Linked DNA regions of Mus musculus: regions 2 and 3 are each linked to region 1. The links are chromatin loops, found by intact Hi-C in ENCODE. Cell type or tissue: heart. All regions are shown on one strand. Region 1 has its middle 61 kb from the start of Gm51770. Region 2 overlaps Arid5b (AT rich interactive domain 5B (MRF1-like)). Region 3 overlaps Rtkn2 (rhotekin 2).

Region 1 (2,500 bases):
CATAGCTGTGCTTCCCACCCTCTCCTCCCTGACTGCCATCCCTTTTCTAACGGGAAGGACCCTTAGCCCCATGGTCCTCTGACCATGACTTTGACCCACGTCTATCTCATCCTGTACTGTGGCTTGGTTGCATACAGCAGAAGGATATCTATCCCTCTGCACCACACTGAGCCTCTGTAGATGAGATTCAAGCACAACAGGAAACTTCATGATTTTTTTTTTTTTAAATCAGGTTTGCTTGGTAAATGTTGTCAGAACGGGACAATACCTTTGGTAAAGATTCACTTGGGGCACAAAAGCAATGAAAATACCTAATGATACATTCCAGGAAAACGGCCAAAGAGAACAAATGTTTTACAGCTGATAGCGATCAGGGTCTGAGTGGTTATTTACAGTAAGCCTAAGTGGAGAGGAAGAGCTGGAAATGACCAGTGGTCAGGAGTGGGGTAAGAGAAGAGAGAGCCATAAGGTTGATCTACAAAAATATAAATAAATAAATAAATAAATAAATAAATAAATAGATAGATAGATAGATAGATAGATAGATAGATAGATAGATAGATAGATAGATAGATAAATGAATTGCATTAATTTGTGCTACATGGATTCAGAATTCCTGAATTCAAGGACCTCTGGGCAAGTTACCAGAATTAACATTGTGAAGCATCTGTTGAAATAGCAGACTATTTTTAATCATGTTTTTCCAGGGCCACAGGCATCCAGCCAGCTGCCTCGTGTATAGGTCAGAACCACAGGCATTCAGCCAGCCACCTCGTGGTCACTCAGGTCTCTTCTCAGAATCCCCACTGCATTCATTGTTACTGACTCGCTGTGGGATCCAACTGTCCAGTATAACTTCCCGGGGGTGGGGTGGTAGAAATGTTTATGGAAGTCTTTTCCAATATCATGTCTCACGGCCAGTGTGGTGACTGAGCCCCTAAAATGTGCCCACTGTGACAAGGGAACTGAGTGCTGAATTCTGTCCGTTACATTTGAGGAGCCACATGTAGCGGGATATCAAACGGGACAATGAAGATCTAGAAAAGCCAGATGGCCAATCTGTCTTTGGCTACACTAACTGCAGATATTCCGTGTCTCCCCAACACAGTAAAGCAATGACACTGTGCCTCTCCTTCCCCATCCCCCCCAAAAAAGAAAGAAGAAATTAATTCATGAATGGTGATGCTCTATTTCATTGTGGATTTACACACTGCAGGAGTTAAATTCTCACTTAAGGAGTAAGTCAGTCACTGAACAAGCAACCACTAGGAGGTGCTCACGGGTATGGCCTCTGGCTCCAGCCCGACTTTTTTGGTTAAATCTAATGATGGGAAGAATAAACTCAGTTTTCAGAAAGTCTGTAACGTGCTAGATACAGCCACATTCAAGTCACCCTACTTCATTCTATGGCAGCTTATCATTCACTGTAGAGCCGAGAGAACCGCCAACATGAGATAGATTGCCCGGTAGCAAGGCCCTCGGGGTGGGGCACAGCATCTTGTATAGTTAAGTCTACTGACAACCATGTTTTGGTGTTTTTTTCAAGCCTGGGCCTGTCACTTCACTGATGCAGTGACGACTGGAGTAATTAATGATCTGACCATGCACACTACCCGCACTGCTTAAAACGTTGCTTTGGTTTGGTTTGGTTTTGGATTGGGGGAGGGGCAGAGGTCTCCATTCATCATTAGCCCTCATAGAAATCCACGACATAAGTACGATACTTATTTCCACAAAAATGAAAAGTAAACAAATGGTAAACATGACATGTATCTGTACTTGACAACTGTGAAAAAACAAGGCATTATTGAGATCTTGCTAACCTGTCAGGATGAGACATGCGGCCCTGTCGTGGTGGCTAAGCCTTCATCCGGTCATTTTGTCTAGACTCTTCTCCATCATCCCCCTCTTCAGCCCTAAAATTCCCCAAACTGAATCCTCCCAAAACCTCCAGGTCTCAGCCTTTTAAGGCAATTTGAGAATTAATGAGACAAAAAAGAGGAAAAACAATACAAGGAGAGGTTCTCAATAAATAGTGTTAGCAAAGAAAACAGAGCCAACGGATGGTTTAATTTATTAGAATCAAGCTTAGAGAACTGGGATTTTTAAAACATATTTTTTTTCCTAAGGTGGGGAAAAAAACTAACAAAATGTTCTGAAGCCCATAGAATTAAAGATTTGCTTGGCACGCAAATATTTCCTGTCCAAAAAGCACCAGGTTTGTATAGTTTTAGAACCGTTTCAAAGAACTGAAGACTAGGAATGGGTAAAGCGTTCTTTATGAGTTCTCTGTCATCTTATTGCCAAGATGCAGAAAGCTTAGTAAGATCCCGGCTACAAAGGCAGATGTTTTCACAGGTATATACATTCAGACAGATGCACTCATGTTTACATAAATAGATGAAATTATATACACAAATTATTTATTCAAACTATATTAAAATAATATTAAACCGTGCCCAAGAAAAGCTTATTCCAGACATATCAGGATAGTAGGAAC
Region 2 (2,500 bases), 58 kb before region 1:
AAGTGACAGGCACTGGTTTCAAAACTCAATACAGAGTTCTGCGAGTTCTATCACCGTACATCAAGCACCTACCATCTCTTTAAGAGTCTGCTGAGACAGACAATACGTGATGGGTACAAGAAACCCGAGAGAGTGTCTGTGGACAAAGGCACCCCCACACATCTGGAGAAGTGACCGAAGGATTGCAGGGTGGGTCAGGTCTACAACGACTACACCCTACTTTTTGACTGATTTCCAGAGATCTAAACTCAGGCCTCTGTGCTTATATGGCAAACCCCTTACAACCTGAACGATCTCCCCGGCTCTTGAAGCTGTGGAATGGAGGTGCTCTGTAAATTACCCAGAAGAACTCAGCAGTCACAGAGCTATCAATATTCTAGCTCCTCACCATGGTCTTCTGTTACCAGTTGGTCTGTCAAGCGTGGCTCCCCATACTTCATGTCTTACCAGGTCTCTCTCTGCATTTTAGAGCAAGGTTTACAAGAACCCTCAAACCTAGAACAAATTGTTCTATTGGTCCCAAAGAATGACAGCTCTCCCGTGGTTCTGGTTCGAGCCCCCGTGCCAAGTGTCAGTTCTCAATTAACTCTAGCCTCTGTGAGCTCCTAGAACACAGGCAGCCTAGATCTAGTTGTCTATACCTGGAGCTATGTGGCAAGGTGTGGCACCTAGAAGCTTTGTATTGTGTCCAGGCCCCGCCCCTACCCTCACTTCCCTGAGCCCAAAGCAATGCTTAAGAATGCCAAAAGAATGTTTTCAAATTGTTCCTTCTGTTGATCCCAAAGAATGAGAGCCTTCACATGGTTCTGGTTCAAGACCTGGGCCAGGAGTCAAATTCTAAATTTAATCGTGGCCTCTGTGAACGTTTCTTTGCTTTCCCTGCCACCATTTAAAGCTGTTCACTCTTCCCATCTGCAAGAGCAGCAGTCATGTCTGTCTTTCTGCCACACAAGCTTGTTATTCTACTGGGGGGCAGCGTGTCATATTTCCTATCATAATAGGAATTAAACAAAAGCCCTTTGAGCAAGAGCCCTGTGTGTAAACGCCTGTGCTCACAAATAGATGCGCATCAGAGGCCAGCAAATACCACCCCTCTATTTATTACTATTATTGCTGTTATTGTTATTATTATTATCTTTAAAAGAGAAGCAAGGCTCACTAGAGAATTCCTTTTGGAATTTTCTTTTTAGTGAGAGGACACAGAAGAAAGAGCATGTTCAGCTCGTACCACAGCACACACAGAAATAAGACAGCAGTCATGTTTGGCTAAAGAAGGCACAGCTGTTTAATTTTATAGTAGAGTTACTTTAAGGACTTTGTCAATTCAAAGACGAAAACCAAACAACTGTTGCTACAAAAACTGGAGTTGAGGCCAAGTCAAGATAAATCTGTTCCTAAAACCATCTTAGAATTACAGAACATTTGGGTTCATGCTGGGCGGGGAAGCAGCTCTATTTAAAAAGACTTGGAGGGCCGGTGCTTGGTGCTTTGGCTGGAAATCGGAGGACAGAGGCCTTGCTCTTTTGTGTCCCGGGCTCTGCAGTTTTGGATCCCTCAGCTCTTTTAGCCGCTCAGGGTTTGTTTTAATTCCAAGTTTGTTTGCTTTGGGGGGGGGGGGGGGACAGGCCCATACAGCAAGAAATTATCCAAAATCACAAAGCAGAGATTGGAAATACAATTTTAAAACCAAATTAAACACCAAATTGCATAATTGATTATTGAATTTGGAAGCTAGATTTTAGAAATCATCATTATTATTATTATTATTATTATTACTGTTAAACATGGAATGATGCAGCCTATTCCTTTCCTTGGTCTTATAAATTCCAACTTTCTCTATACTGCCTATTGTTAGAAACAAATGAACTGGCCCTTTTTGTATTTAGTGGTTTTTCTTCCATATTAGGGAGTTATTCAAGACATCTTTCCTCGGTTCCTGTAATTCCAAACCAGTTGGAGTATCAGCCTATTTTTGGTTATGAAGGAACTTTTAAAATGTGGGCATGATTTTTTTAACAGTTATAAAATTCGTTAAACTCAATTGACTACAAATTATAACAGCTATGGCCATAGATACAGTGACTCCGTTATGTTCCTGAAATACATTGTTCTAAACTTCCATATAAAGGCCCCACCAGCCTGACCTCACAGCACCTGACATCGTGAAGGAGGCCTACTAAATGTAAATTATGGTACATATAAAAACAGCCTAACGTTGTGGTTCACACTTGTGTCTCTCCCTCAGAGATCAGTGCCTTACCTGTATTTGAGTAAACTTTCTTGTTAGTTCCTGAGGTTTTTGTGGTCATCCCTGCGCATCACCCTGATATACCACAAGAGGGCAATAGAGAGTTTTCTAACAAAGCCAGAAATGGTTCTAATAACAAGCTATGTGTTTTAACTTGCTAAGGATTTTATTTCTTGGCCTTTCAATCGCCACACTTGAAGCCTCTGGGTATCCTGAACAGTAAATAATCCAAATAAATTTCTTCTGAGAGGA
Region 3 (2,500 bases), 91 kb after region 1:
CCCATGTGCATGTCCGGTGGCTGTGGCCGACACCTCAGGGGGTCCCCAAAGAAAGTTGGCTCTAGAGACTTAAGCATCACCAGGGACCTGTGGGTGTGACTGACAGGCCCTGCATCAAAATGAGTAGTGTGGACATCAGGACTGGGATGCCACAACCTCCGGAAGCCTAGCATGTGCACAGGCACTTACACACATCCACACACATGCAAACACGCACGTACACATATGAAAAGAAAGAAAGATGGAAAAACCCACAAAAAACTGAAACCGCTGACCGTTTGTGGGTAACCAGTTTGGTCTAGTCACTGAACTGGGAGGCGAAAACACACACCAGCCACCCCGCATCACCTGGTGCGGGAAGGATGGGATGGACCTGTTATTTGTATAGTTAGGAAGCTCTGGTCAGTGAAAACCTCAAAATCCAGGTCTGTCCTGTTTACAGCGCGATCTTAGAAACATTCTGAAACTGGGCTGCAAAAATGTCCAGTCAGCTGAAATCATGCTAATGATGCTAATGACACGGGTGTCCCATCTCCCGGGGGTTCACGCCTTAATTAGGCTTCAAATTGTCTTGGGGAGAAAAAAAAAAAGCTAACCTTGGCTTCTGTCCAAAGGTATCTGAGATCACGAAAAGTCATCCTTGACCTTAAATATTTTTGTTCAAGACTCTTCTAAACGTGGTGGCAGTAAACAAGCGGTCTCCACAGGACAACAGACAATGTTAAGTCACCGAACTCACTGACCAGGTCACCTACCCCATTCGCCTACAGAGTGGAACCTTATTAGAAGCAAGGGAAGAGGGCAATATTTTAGTGGTGGTGGGAAATCTCTGAAGTTCTCCAGCATTTACCTATGCATGTTAGGATGTATTTAGGCACAGTAGAGAGGAGTCTGCAAACGTCCTCTGTTCCACAGCTAAAAGGCCCAGGCAAAGCAGTGGGCCTCATGTCAGCCACAAGTACAAGACGGAGACCAGGACACAGGACACGCTGAGGGCACGTCAGCCACAAGTGGAAGGCTGATCGTGAACGCAAATAACCACAAAACAGGCAAAAGGATTTTATGAAGTTCATATAATTTTCTGAGGTGCTCCCCCTGCCCCCCCCCCCGACACACACACACACACACACACACACACACACACACACACTGAGGGCAATTTCTCCAATTTTGCCAGTGAGGTCAAATAAAACTCAGTACCATGGCTGTGAGCGATGGAGAGAGAGAATAGTCCCTCAGCAGGCCAGGGGACACAATAGCAGGCGCTCTACCTTGCTCTGGCCAGTGGGATACACCAGCTATTACTGGGGGTTCAGCTCAGGCCACAAGGCTGTTTGCAGGGTGTCGCGATGAGATATCTGCAAGCCAGCCATGCTAATCGTGTGGCATCTCCATGCCACTTCTTCCGGGGATGTGGATGGGGTGGGGGGCTGCCGTTTTAGAGAAATGAGACAGCCTAAGCGCCATCTAGTGGCAGGGGGTTGGTACGGAAGGGGTGGGGGGCTACCATTTTGGAGAAACTGAGACCGACAACCTAAGCGCCATCTAGTGGCAAGGTGCCTGCTCGCTCTGCTGACAGGAAATGCCACTCCAGCAGAGGCAAAGATGGGAGGGAATGGAGGAAATGAAACAATTGCACAACCCAATCAGGTGTCTCAATCAAGGCCTCTGTTGACAAGAGAAAGTGGGGGAAAAATCTGCCTAAATCACGTGGCTTGTGTAATGGAAGACAGAGCCAGGAAAAGAATTGGGCAGAATGGAAAACTTGGTGGGGCTGGGGCAGTTTGCATTTTACCGGCTGCAAGTGGCCAGTCATCTACCTGATATTCACTGAGCAACCATGAGGAGCCCAGCCCAGTGACAGTGGCCAAACATGGGCCAAACCACCATGGAACATGCAGCTTGAACCGCCTTTCCAAACGGAAATGACAGAGAGAGAACCCTTGTGGGTTTGCAGCCCAGCTCTCCAACGCTCAACAGCAAGCAAGTGACTTGAACACACCTTCCACTCACTCGAGTGCCTGAAGAGAAGACAAACCCACACAATGTGTGTAGCATGTGACAGAGTTTCCCCAATCCATGAAGTTCCATGCAATTGTAGACCATAATGATTAAATAGTTAGACTAAACATTGGATTGCTGGAAATACAGAATGCACAAGGCCTGCAATAATAGTCAGTCTATAAACATATTCAGGGACCCGCAGTGACACACTGCAGCATACCTGACAGGGCGATCTTTCCTCTGCAGGATTCTCCTTCTTTATTTTCAGAACTCGAATCCCTGCCGAGAGAAAAACACATCATGTCTTTCGAAAACAGCTGAGCTTTAAAATAAAGAGGTAGCTATGAATACTAACGACCAATGTGAAGGATTTGTCTCCAAGGATGTTCAGTCGGCAGCTAGCTAGCTTTCAGGGAGATACAGAGACACCCTCTTTTGAGTGTACATAAACTAGTACACTTCCTAATAACGTGTTCTGGTTACATTCTGATGCCCA

Evidence for each region. Hi-C counts contacts between places; a loop is a spot of excess contacts. Peaks named below come from ENCODE experiments on the same cell type or tissue, not always from the same donor. Only the 100,000 strongest peaks of a DNase experiment are listed, where the experiment ranks them.
Region 2: it touches region 1 in a loop (3-fold over the local background); 10 of 42 quality-filtered maps call a loop at or near these places.
Region 3: it touches region 1 in a loop (3-fold over the local background); 6 of 42 quality-filtered maps call a loop at or near these places.

The regions. Positions count from the first base shown.
Region 1 is chr10:68,088,598-68,091,097 of GRCm38, reverse strand. No RefSeq gene overlaps it. Among named protein-coding and RNA genes, the nearest start is that of Gm51770, 61 kb to the left of the region's middle. In heart, CTCF peaks have their summits at 733, 1,071 and 1,272 (motif pointing right); a DNase peak (open chromatin) is centred at 767.
Region 2 is chr10:68,146,871-68,149,370 of GRCm38, reverse strand. All of the region lies in intron 4 of Arid5b (AT rich interactive domain 5B (MRF1-like)), which reads left to right. Among named protein-coding and RNA genes, the nearest start is that of Gm51770, 3.0 kb to the left of the region's middle. In heart, no CTCF peak of the experiment used is centred here; DNase peaks (open chromatin) are centred at 1,490 and 2,310; H3K27ac peaks cover 82 bases.
Region 3 is chr10:67,997,348-67,999,847 of GRCm38, reverse strand. Rtkn2 (rhotekin 2) reads right to left here. Exons shown (of 12, transcript NM_001359319.1): 3 at 2,225-2,283. Among named protein-coding and RNA genes, the nearest start is that of Rtkn2, 19 kb to the right of the region's middle. In heart, CTCF peaks have their summits at 1,347 and 1,549 (motif pointing left); a DNase peak (open chromatin) is centred at 1,477; H3K4me3 peaks cover 465 bases; H3K27ac peaks cover 701 bases.